Linked DNA regions of Homo sapiens: region 2 is linked to region 1. Evidence: chromatin contacts called from ENCODE Hi-C or POLR2A ChIA-PET data. All regions are on one chromosome and are shown on one strand. Each heading gives the region's core, a stretch centred on a gene start or an enhancer-like site at or near the end of the contact. The rest is flanking DNA. Distances are from core to core; before and after follow the strand shown.

What was found. A loop is a pair of places that touch in the nucleus more often than their neighbours do. ChIA-PET counts read pairs that join two places held with the same protein, here RNA polymerase II (POLR2A). Pooled maps may share reads with other maps.
Region 2: a loop to region 1 is called in a map of ascending aorta, with 3 times the contacts of the local background. The contact joins two enhancer-like sites. A Hi-C loop is called at or near these places in 10 of 168 maps with a recorded cell type or tissue (aorta, ascending aorta, cardiac septum and 6 more) and 11 of 50 pooled maps. POLR2A ChIA-PET finds 5 or more read pairs at or near these places in 8 of 52 experiments (HEK293, PC-3, activated B cell and 5 more).

The regions. Positions count from the first base shown.
Region 1 is chr11:76,575,208-76,580,554 of GRCh38, reverse strand. No RefSeq gene overlaps it. Among named protein-coding and RNA genes, the nearest start is that of LINC02757, 53 kb to the left of the region's middle. RefSeq lists an enhancer at 822-1,514. Within about 2 kb of position 1,859, at least 25 of the 41 ENCODE cell types and tissues checked have a DNase peak (open chromatin) inside an H3K27ac peak, as active enhancers do; they include ascending aorta and heart right ventricle, where a contact is called at or near this core.
Region 2 is chr11:76,611,261-76,616,990 of GRCh38, reverse strand. The region is part of intron 4 of LINC02757 (long intergenic non-protein coding RNA 2757); the gene reads left to right. Among named protein-coding and RNA genes, the nearest start is that of LINC02757, 16 kb to the left of the region's middle. Within about 2 kb of position 2,415, at least 8 of the 41 ENCODE cell types and tissues checked have a DNase peak (open chromatin) inside an H3K27ac peak, as active enhancers do; they include ascending aorta and heart right ventricle, where a contact is called at or near this core.

The DNA.
Region 1 (5,347 bases), core at 610-3,109:
GAGCTGAGGACTGAGCCCTGGCCCCTGCACCTCTCCCACAGGTTCCAGGTCACCTTTTTGCCTAAGGAGGCTGAGGGACCCCCAGGCAGACCCCAGCTGTATAGATGGCCTGAGGCTGCCATAACAAAGTACCCCACACTGGGAGGATGAAAACAAAACAATTTGTCCTTCCCTCTTCATATAGGGACACCAGTCATCTTGGATGAGGCCCTTCCTAATGACCTCATTTTAACTCGATTACATCTGCAAAGAACTTACTTCCAAATAGGGTTACATTCACAGGTATGTCGGGGGTGGTAGGACTTCAACTTACCTTTTAGGGGAACACAATTCAATCCATAACAGCAGCCTCATTTCTGCCTTCCCAGTCAGGTCCTGGGACACTAGGGACTGGGTTTACCACAACCCAAGGGAAGAACGGGAGCTCTGTGCGCAAGCAAGCCCCGGCTCATTTCACCACCCACCAGCCTCCAGGTGGGCCCTACCAATGCCAGCATGACGCCAAGTGCAGCCTTACAGCCACCTGTGTAAAATCAAGTCCTCGGTCTACCATTCCCTGGTTCTGAAACCTTGCACAGATCATGCCTGCCCCAAGTCTCAGTTTCTTCATCTGTAAAATGGGAAGTGATAATAGCCTCATAGCCTCACCTGCCTCAAAGGCTTATGGTGAGGGTCAAATGGGATTGTGTCTTTGGAAGAGCCTGGTGTGTACCAGGCACACAGTTGGCTCTCAGGAAATATTAGTCTTCTCTTCCCCAGTGTCCAAGAGCTCCTCAGGGAGACAGGAAGCCCAGCCATGCCTCCCAGTGGCGTGTAAGCCCGTCAAGGGCAGAGCTGTGTCATATGCTTCTTAACCCTTCCATGTATGGTCCCTGCAGCTGTCCCATCTGCATCACAATGTCTGAGGTGTGTGACCCCTGGGAAAGGGCAGCCTAACACCAAGGGAAAGCCAGTCCCCACTGGGAAAGCAGTGGGAGTCTCCACGCTCATATCAGGAAGCAAAGTCTTGACCCCAAGAAAGGAACTAAAAGGACAAATACCGGACTTCTCAGTGGGCAGCCAGCCATGTTCTTGTTCCCCTTCCCCCCTCTTCGGAGTCTGGCCCCATTGAGATTTGGGGATGTTTATTTTTTTTGTGTGGGAAAACGGAGTGGGATAAAATATTTCCTTGTGTCTGGAAAGCTATTTTGAGCCGGGCCAGCCGGGCAATGCTCGGGTGATGGGTGCTTGCTGACCCGGGCTGGGCCCTGGCCTTCCGGCCTCTTCCCTCCCAGGACCCAGAGTCCTGGCAGCAGACCGCCTACGGAGTCTGGATTCCAATCCTGGCCCAGTGACTCATCCTGGGGTGGTCTTGGGGAAGCCTGTGGTGTTCCCTGGACCTCTCTCCCAAAGGGGAGACTGAGGCCTGTGCTGCCCCCTCCTGGGGATTTTACAGGGAATCAGATCGTGGTAAGAACGTGCTGTAGAGATATTTCGCGTGTAGACAAACGACAGGGCTACCGCACAGCCTGTCCAGCTCAAGGTCCCACGAGTGGAAGGAGCCTTATGGAGGTCCCTCTGACCCCCATCTCCACTCAACGGCCATGTCCTTCCGAAGAGTTCATTTGATCCTCTCTCAAACTCGCCTGGCCCTTTAACGCGCTTCCTGCTGTCCCAGAAAGAAGTCAAACTCCCAGAAAGAAGTCAAACTCCACCCCTGATCTGTAGGCCCTCCCCAAGCTGGATGCTCCCTGCCCCCAGGCTCCTCTTTCTTTGTGCTGGGAAACCAGGCTGGCCTCTGTCCCCTCCTCACACTGCTGACTTGTCCCTCAGGAGTCTCCCGGGCTGCACCATATTTCATCCCCACAATGACGGCTCAATGCAAGTGCACCTCACAGGGCCAAGGGCTGGCCGGAAGCGATGCTTGCGAATGTGCCTGCCACACAATAGGACCTTAATAAATGTTGGCTTCTTCCTTCCTTACCAACACACACCCTCTTTTCTTTACAAAATCCTGATGGCATACAAATCCCCTCCAGCAGCTACTGAGGTTGGGCGGGCATGGCAGGAGGGGCAGGAAAGCTACTGAGTCAGCAAGATCCCTGGGATGAGAGACTTCCTAGAAGCCCTGCTCTCTAATCCTCCAGAGGTCTGAGCTCTTCACATCCTCAATAGGTATGGGGTTCTGTCTCCCACTAAGGGCTGGGAGAAGGGCAGGTCCCAGGGGGAGGCAGGAGGAGCTGGAGACTTCTTGATTCTGAAGGTGAGGCAGGTGCAGATGAAGCGGAGGGTCGCAGGGAAGAGAGGAAGTGCTCCCACCTAGGAGTTTCAGGACAGCCCCGTGGGGGCTGCGATGAAGGGAAGGAGGCATCCAGAGCCCTGGAAGTTTAGGAATGTCTGACCTGAAAGCCCATATGGCTCCTCCAGGCCCCAGCTCTTAAATGTGGCCCCAGGGCCAGCAGCATCAGACCCTGGAAGCTGGTTAGAAATGCAGACTCTCAGGCCCCGCCCCAGACCTGCTGAATCAGAATCCGTGGATTAACAAGGGCCCAGTGCTACGTGAGTACAACTAAGCCTGAGAAGCACTGTCGTGGCAGTTCCTCCGTTTTACAATAAAGAAGCCAAGGCTCTGAGAAGAGAGATCTACCCAGGGTCCGACACTGAGTCAGTGAGAGCTGAGCCCGGAGGCCCGGATTCCTGGCCTGGCCCTATTACCAACCGAGGTATCATCTGTGTGCTCTCAGAGCCTCAGTTTCCCCTGTGGGTCTTTGAGATGGGTTGAGGTAGCAATATAATCAGGTGATGCAATCAATCACATTTATGTTCTCACAGCTGCCTGGTGAAACAGGCAGGCCAACAGATATCATCCACAGTCTACAGATGGGGAAACGGAGGCCCATCAGGCAGTGGCTTTCCCAACATTACCAGCTTTAGCTGCTTTGCGTTGCCATGCACAGCTCAGGTGACTTGAAATTTGCCCTCTCAGTCCAGCCTTCCTGTCTAATGGTTCTTTCAGCTCCTGTCAGTTTTCAGGGGCCCTGGTTCGGCTGACAGCCAGCGAGCATGTCTGCTGCTGATGCTTGGATGCCCACATTCCTGGGCTGTGACTGGGAGCAGCACACCCAGAGCTCAGGCTGGGGGCACCCAGAGAGGTTCCGCTTGGCTGCACGCCCTGGGGCCTGGCTGTCTGGGGAGTGTCAGGAAGGCTGTCTCTAGAGGCTGATATGGCGGGGCTGGCTAGGGTATAGACTCAGCCAGGCCCCGAGGGAAGGCCTACCCCTGCATACTGGGGCAGGAAGGATGAGGGGGCAGGAATGAGCCAGGGGTCAGTGGCTTCCCAGGGAAGAGCTGTCTGAAAGACCTTAGGCTAGAACATCAGACCTGGCTAGATTTTTGTCCAAACTCTGTCACTTATTAGCTGTGACTGGGGACAAGTCACCCATCATCTCTGACCCTGTTTCTTCATCTGTAAAGTACTTAACACAGTTCTGGCACATACCTCGGGAGCCTGCAATGTAACTCTTAAGGAAGCTGAGACACTCCTGGTTCAGTCTCAGAGTCGCATCGTGTTTAAGAAGCACCCCTACACAGAAAAGCCCAGGAAGACACCATTCTTCGCTTGATTCTCTCGAAGAGAAAAATGAATCTAAATATGCAGTCCAGGCTGGGCGCGGTGGCTCTCGCCTGTAATCCCAGCACTTTGGGAGGCCGAAGTGGGTGGATCACCTGAGGTCAGGAGTTCGAGATCAGCTTGGCCAACATGGTGAAACCCTGTCTTTACTAAAAATCAGCCGGGTGTGATGGTGGGAGCCTGTAATCCCAGCTACTCGGGAGGCTGAGGCAGGAGAAACACTTGAACCTGGGAGGCAGAGGTTGCAGTGAGCTGAGATCACGCCACTGCACTCCAGCCTGGACGGCAGAGCAAGACTCCATCTCAAAAAAATAATAATAATAAATAAAATTAATATGCAGTCCATGCAGCACTGAGTCCACTTTCTCCTCCTGTCCACTTCTATCCTAGGTCTGGTTTGGCTCCTCTCTTCTCAGACTCCCTGAAAACCCCACCCCCAAGCTATTCAGCAACTTCTCATCATCTCCCTACTTTGCTCCTCTCACTTCCAATACTTTATCATGTGAATCCACTTGGCCTGTCATCCAGCAATAGAGAAATTAAAGGGGAAGACTGCTGGGTCCCTCATAGGACTGGCTGGGGGAGGACCAGCCTGTGTTAGTGACCTGTGTCTCATCCCAGTTACCGCTATTATTTACAAGTGTGACAGGACAAGACTTATTAATGTATGAGAATTCAAGCCTTCTTCTAACTAACCCCTGCCAACTGGCACATCTCCACCCTATTTCTTCTCTCCCTTCCCCATCTTTGCCCTTTATAGAGGGCCTTACAATGCTAGATAGGATCTTTTGGGGAATAAAGAATTGAGAATTGAGTTGGGGAGCAGAGAGGAACCAGATCAGAGGGCAGTAAGGAGGGAGAAGGACTTGGCAAAAGAGGTGAAGCCTGTTTGCTTTCTTAAGAATACAGGAGGGGCCAGGAGTGGTGGCTCATGCCTATAATCCCAGCACTTTAGGAGGCCGAGGAAGGCAGGTCACGTGAGGTCAGAAGTTCGAGACCAGCCTGGCCAACATGGCGAAACCCTGTCTCTACTAAAAATAAAAAAATCAGCTGGGCATGGTGGCGGGTGCCTGTAATCCTAGCTACTGGGGAGGCTGAGGCAGGAGTCAAGGACTCCAGTTCAAGGAGTCACTTGAACCTGGGAGGCGGAGGTTGCAGTGAGCAGAGATCACACCACTGCACTTCAGCCTGGGTGACACAGTGAGACTCCGTCTCAAAAAAAAAAAAAAAAAAAAAGAATACAGGAGGGAGAGTCAGGCATGGTGGCACACATCTGTAGTCTTAGCTACTCTGGAAGCTGAGACAGGAGGATTGCTTGAGCCCGGGAGTTGAAGACCAGCCTGGGCAAAATAGTGAGACCCCCATCTCTTAAAAAATAAAAAAATAAAAATAAATGAAAGAATGTAGGAGGGAGGTTTTACTACCACCCAAGATATAGGAAGCTAAAAAAAGCATTGCTCCCATCCCAGCAAGAAAAAGCCAGATAAACTACAAATCATAACTTTTCTTGAATCCATCAGAGATCTGAGGTCAGAGGACAACCAAATACCCTGAATTCCAAAGGGGGACAGGCACCTCCAAGGAGAGATGAGATCTAGGGATTGGGTCACTTGTAACAGAGCATAGGAAGAGGCACTGACCACCATACAGGTAGAGAAGAAAATAGCTTAAAGTTTAACAAAGGCTAAAAGCCAAGTGTTGGCTAGCTTGGCAGTCTAGAGTCCCAGAGGAAAGTTT
Region 2 (5,730 bases), core at 1,166-3,665, 36 kb before region 1:
GCCCAGTGACATAGGACAACAGTACCCACATCACTGGATTGTTGTAAGGATGAACTGAGGCAAAGACCTTAGCTTTCTGTCCATCTTGGAGTTATCACGTGAATGGGACAGTGATTATTACTGTCCCTAGCACTGGGAATGTTGTCAGCTCGGCCCAACAGGAGCTGCCAAAAGGGTCCCCCATGAGGAAGCAGACCCAGGGTCATGAAAGAGGAGATAGTTGACTTCTGTCTTCCTCCGGGGTCTTTGAGTTCACTGACAGCGCCTTGTTTTAGGAAATATACTTCTCCTGGAAAAAGAGGTGTCTAACATTAGCAGTTTGGAGAAAAGAACTTAGGAGAGTCACTGGCAACTTCGGGTTTGTTTTGATTTTTTTTAAAGCTCAGCTTTCCTTCAGGACATTAACCTCATTGTCTTCACTCAGGTAGGGTATGGATGTGGGAGTGTACTTGGGGTTTGCAGAAACTGCACGGGCTTCTGTGTCACCTTGTCTTGAATCCTGGCTTTGCAAATTATCAAGGGCAAGTTATGTAGCCTATGTGAGCCTCAGTTGCCTCGTCTGTAAATAGACGGAAATGTGATGGTGCTGGTGAAGGGCCCAGCCCCTGGTCCGCAGTGCACCCTGAGTTGGAGCCCTTATTTGGGACCTTTAAAGTGACACCCACACGGTGCTGAGGAAAAGGTCCTTTCCAGGTGGAGGAACCCAGGAGCACTTCCTGGAGGCAGTGGCTGGGCCCAGAAGGCTGGAGAAGGCAGTCCAGGAACAACTTGAACAAGCATGTGGCAGAGGGAACCACAGGGCGGGCAGAGACAGTTGTGATTGTGAACAATAAGATTCTTGGAGGGAGGACCAGGAAGAAGGCAGGGGCGTGCAGTGGCAGGATTCCAAATGGGGCCTGTTTGCCTGTGCCTGTACCCTAGGCTGCTTCTTGGAAGGGCTCCCGGGTCTATTATCAGAGCTCCCTGGGGCTGGAAAGGGCTGAGTGATTCAGGTCTGCCCTGCTGTTGCTGCTGAGCTTCCTGACATTCATGCTGAGGGGCAGGTTCCTGGGGGGACTGGCCTCCCATCCCCACCCTGCTTCAGCCCCTCCAACCCACAGGAGAGTCAAGGGGAGTGGGGTGTGACCCACAATTATTAATCAAACAGCCTAAAAGAGCCAACAAGAGATGCCCACATTTACAATAAAAGTAACAATTCCTTAAACGTAATCAGAGCACGGGTACTAGCTCTGCCGTGGTGTGTGCCCCTGTTGGTCACTTACTGCCCTCCTTCTACCAATGGGAAATGGAGACTCCAGGAGGGGACGTGGCTCCGCTGAGTCTGTGCAGCGAGTAGGGGGCATGCCAGTCCTGAGACTCTGCATCTTCCCCTGGGGATGCCCAGAGGACATCTGTGTGTGTGTGTGTGTGTGTGTGTGTGTGTGTGTGTGTGTGTGTGTGTTGGGGGGATGGGCACAGCAGGGAAGGGACCCCTGCCTGGAGACAGTGATCCAGTGGGTTCTCCCACTCTTAGGGAGGGGTGAAGGAGGCCTGCTCATGGAGGGCTGGGCCCCGGGCCTCCCGCTGCCTTAGTCACAGGTCCCGCAACAGAAGGATCAAACTCACCAGCCCGGAAGTGACGTTAGAGCAAGGCCATGGGAAGGATGGACAGGATGATACGGGCAAGCCCAAGGGAGAGGACATCCCCTGCAGACAGGGCAGCACATGCAAAGATGTGACAGTGAGGCCATGTGGCATGGGCGCGGCTCGGTGTGGACACAGTGGGGGCTTGCAGGGGCAGGTGCCCTGAGCAGTCTGCTGACATACCGCAAGGACACTGAGGCCCAGGAAAAAAAGGGACTGTCTATCTCAAGGTATGCTGGAATATTCCAGCCGGGTCAGAAGGGGCTGCCTTTCCCCTGTGGCTCTGAAGCGATCCCCACAAGGAGTCCTGAAATATGGGAACCCTGGCCATCTCACTGGCATCAGTGCAGGGAGCTCCCAAGGGGACTGCGTCAAGGGCTGAGGCGTGTCTGGAAGGCTGAGCCCGAGCTGTGCTGGTGCCACCTCTGATAACCCATCTCACGTGACAGACAGGATCCCCTCTTCCCCTACCGAGGATCAGGTCTGATTTGCCTGTCATCCCTATCATGGTTTGTTAATGGACAGTAGACTGATTTTTGGACCCAGATCCCCACTGGGAGCCTCTGTGGGACCAAGCTGTCCCCTTTGACTGGCAGCCAGGGCCAGGCCAGACAATGACCAGTCCTTGGACCACTCCCAGGCGTGTCCAGATTTGGCCCGCCAGGACTCCAGGGCAGGAGGGGATATAACGGCCCCTTCCTGCATGGCTCTGACTAACAGCCCCCTGGCTCCCTGAAGCATCATAACAGGGCCTGTTACCAGGGCGACCTTCAGGCTCTGTGGCCTGGGACCTGGGCCCTTGCCCACCCCAAGCTGGCTGCTGGCATTGAGCACTTATGGTGAGCTCTCCCTGGCTCAGCGGGGCTGTAAGAGGAGAATAGGGCAGGAGAAGGCCCTGTCTGTGCCTTTGGGGACATGTAACACTGTGGGGAGAATAGAGAGGAAGTTGAATCCTTGGCTTCTCTCTCTCCCTGAGCCCCTGGTCTCTTGATTTCTCCAGCAGGGACCCTGCATGGATCCAGACCATACCTAAAACTGAACTGCCCCTGGAAAACTGCTCCTTCCCCTCCACATCATGCCCCATCTCAGTGAGGACACTTCCATCACCCTCACACATGCTACAGGGTCTCGGGCAGCAGCAAGGGTGCCTCCCATGCTCTCCTCACCCTCTCATCCCATCCATCACCACAGCCTGCACTTACTTCTGCCTTCTCCCAAAAGCCTCTGGAACCCCCTCCTCCACTCTTCCTCATCTTCGACCTTGGGCCCAGCTCTGGCTGCCTCCTGGGCTGTGTCCAGATTGATGCCCAGCCTCTCCTCTAGACCGTAGACCCCTGGCCCCAATAGGAGTCTCCAAGAGGGTCCCTGTGAAACCTCTAGACTCCTGGCCTCCAGTTTCGGAGATGGCCTCAAGTGGATCCTGGCCCTCACCTCCTGAGCTCCTCCCTAGCTTGCCCATCACACTCAGCTGTGGCTGAATCTCATCCTCCTATCAGTAAAAAAAAAAAATGCATACCATCAATCCAATATATGCATATGCTTATTTATAAATTATATACATATGCTGCCACAGAAATGCTTGGATAAATTTGAAAACATACGCCAATAATAGACACTGGAAAAAGAATGAGAGAAAGATTAAATAAATAATATAATTTTAAAAGTTTTATTTTCACTTTATTTAATGGTATTAAAAAGCCTTTTGCTCTGACTAAATACATTATTACTAAAAATTGCCATTAAGTATGCTTCATTTTTAAATAAAATCTTGCATTAATAAAGTGGTACACTCACTTGAGAATCTGGTACTAAATTCCATGTATCTTTTCACTTGGCTTAATGGTTATTATAGTTGAAAAAATATATCTCACAAAGAGCTGAAGTGCCACGTGGAGGATGTGCATTCTTGACTGCACTTACTAATCACAAGGTGCAATTTTCAATTCTGTGCACAGGCTTTTGGTTGGAATTTGGCTTAACTGATGCCAACCTGTTGAAGGTGTTACTTTTTTTTTTTTTTTTTTTTGAGATGGAGTCTCACTTTGTTGCCCAGGCTGGAGCGCAGTGGCACAATCTCGGCTCACTGCAAACTCCGCCTCCCGAAGGTGTTACTTTTTAATATTTTTGACAAATGAGTTCAAAACACACTGAACTTCAGCAACAAAATCATCTCAAGATTTTATTCAGCAAAGTGTTCTCCCTATAGGGTGACTTTGTTTCCAAAGCAGTTACTTTCTTATTCAATCTTAAAATGTCACCTTTACCTCTGCTATGTATTCATTCATTTTAGCATCTGCTGGATAGCATCCCCTAATTGTCACAGAAGGAGCCAGCACATTTGGATCATTTGTCTTTTCGTAGAAGAAAAAGGCAAATTTCTGCCAGGTGCCGTGGCTCACACCTGTAATCCCAGCACTTTGAGAGGCTGAGGCAGGTGGATCACTTGAGGTCAGGAGTTCGAGACCAGCCTGGCCAAAATGGCAAAACCCTATCTCTACTAAAAATATAAAAATTAGCCAGAATCCCAGCTACTCAGGACGCCGAGGCAGAAGAATTGCTTGAACCCGAGAGGCAGAGGTTGCAGTGAGCTGGGATGGCACCACTGCACTCTAGCCTAGGTGATAAAGCGAGACCGTCTCAAAAATGAAAAAAAATAAAATAAAAAAATAAAGAAAAGGAAAGAGGAAAGAAAGAGAGAGAGGAAGGAAGGAAGGAAGGAAGGAAAAAAAGGCAAAGCTCATCTTCAAGGTATAACTCTTTTAAGTATTTTGCTGTGAGATAACCAGCAAGTTTCTGTATGGTACAAAAGGTTTTTGCAGCCACTTATTCTGTTAAGACGCTTTGATAAGATGCTATGATTTAATGACTGTTTTTATAAAATGAAGTGCCTCGATGACATCCTGTGGCAGGCTCACTGAAGGTGTTGCAGTGGGATGGCAACGTCATGGTCAGCCAAACCCATGCTGGACATATGACCTACTATGGTGTGAACAAGGTGAGGGCACCAATGTCAGCCTACTTAATAAATATTAGTAGAGCTTGAATTTTTCTTCCTTTTTTTAGAAGGTAAAATATAAATAGAAGTTCTAGAATTTTCGGCCAGGCTGTGACTCACACCTGTAATCATGGCATTTTGGGAGGTTGAGATGTGCAGATTGCTTGAGCTCAGGAGTTCAAGACCAGCTTGGGCAACATGGCAAAACCCTGCTTCTACTAAAAAAAAAAAAAAAAAACTAGCTGGGCATGGTGGCACATTCCTGTAATTCCAGCTACTTGAGGAGCTGAGGCAGGAGGATTGCTTGAACCTGGGAGGTTGAGGCTGCAGTGAGCCAAGATGGTGCCACTGCACTTCAGCCTGCACAACAGAACAAGATCCTGTCACACAAAAAAAAGTTCTAGAATGTTTTTTCTATATGAATGGATCACTTTGCACCCCATTTTGGACACCTCTAGGGTATATAATAGGGTTTTTGGCCACATTCACAGCCCCTTGGGATCTGTTCCAGTCTTCCTTCCACCTTGGCGCTTACGTAAAACTAAGTCTAATGTTCCTGAATACATCACACATTCTCGTGTCTTTGCAATGCAGCTATGTTTGTCTGATAGGCTCATCCCGATGGATTAGCTCAAGATTCTATACTTTCTTCAAGAGCCAGCCCCAGGCCACCCCTTCATAAAGCCTGCTCAGATTCTCTGGGTGGAGCCATTCATTCTGCTAGTTAACAGATATTATTGAGGGCCTATTATGTGCCAGGCACTGATCTAGGGGTTGCTGGGTATATAGCAGTGAAGCAATCATACAAAAATCCCTCCTTCAGGGAGCTTGCATTCTAGTGGCTGGATGTTGATGCTCTAGGTGAGTCCTTATCGCATTTACCCACAGACGGTTGGCCATTTACAAGTTTATCTTCCCAGGAAAGCATCTGTTCCTAAGAGCAGGGACCTCTGAGCCAGAGCTCCAATCACAAGTCCTAGCCCAGAGTCAGAGCCTAATAGATAATGAATGGAATAATACAGTGGGTAACACAAGCCATGACCCCAGCTGTAGATAAATATCTGACACCAAATCCAGACTGAGGTCCTCCAAGTGCCTGATCCAGCCTCAGG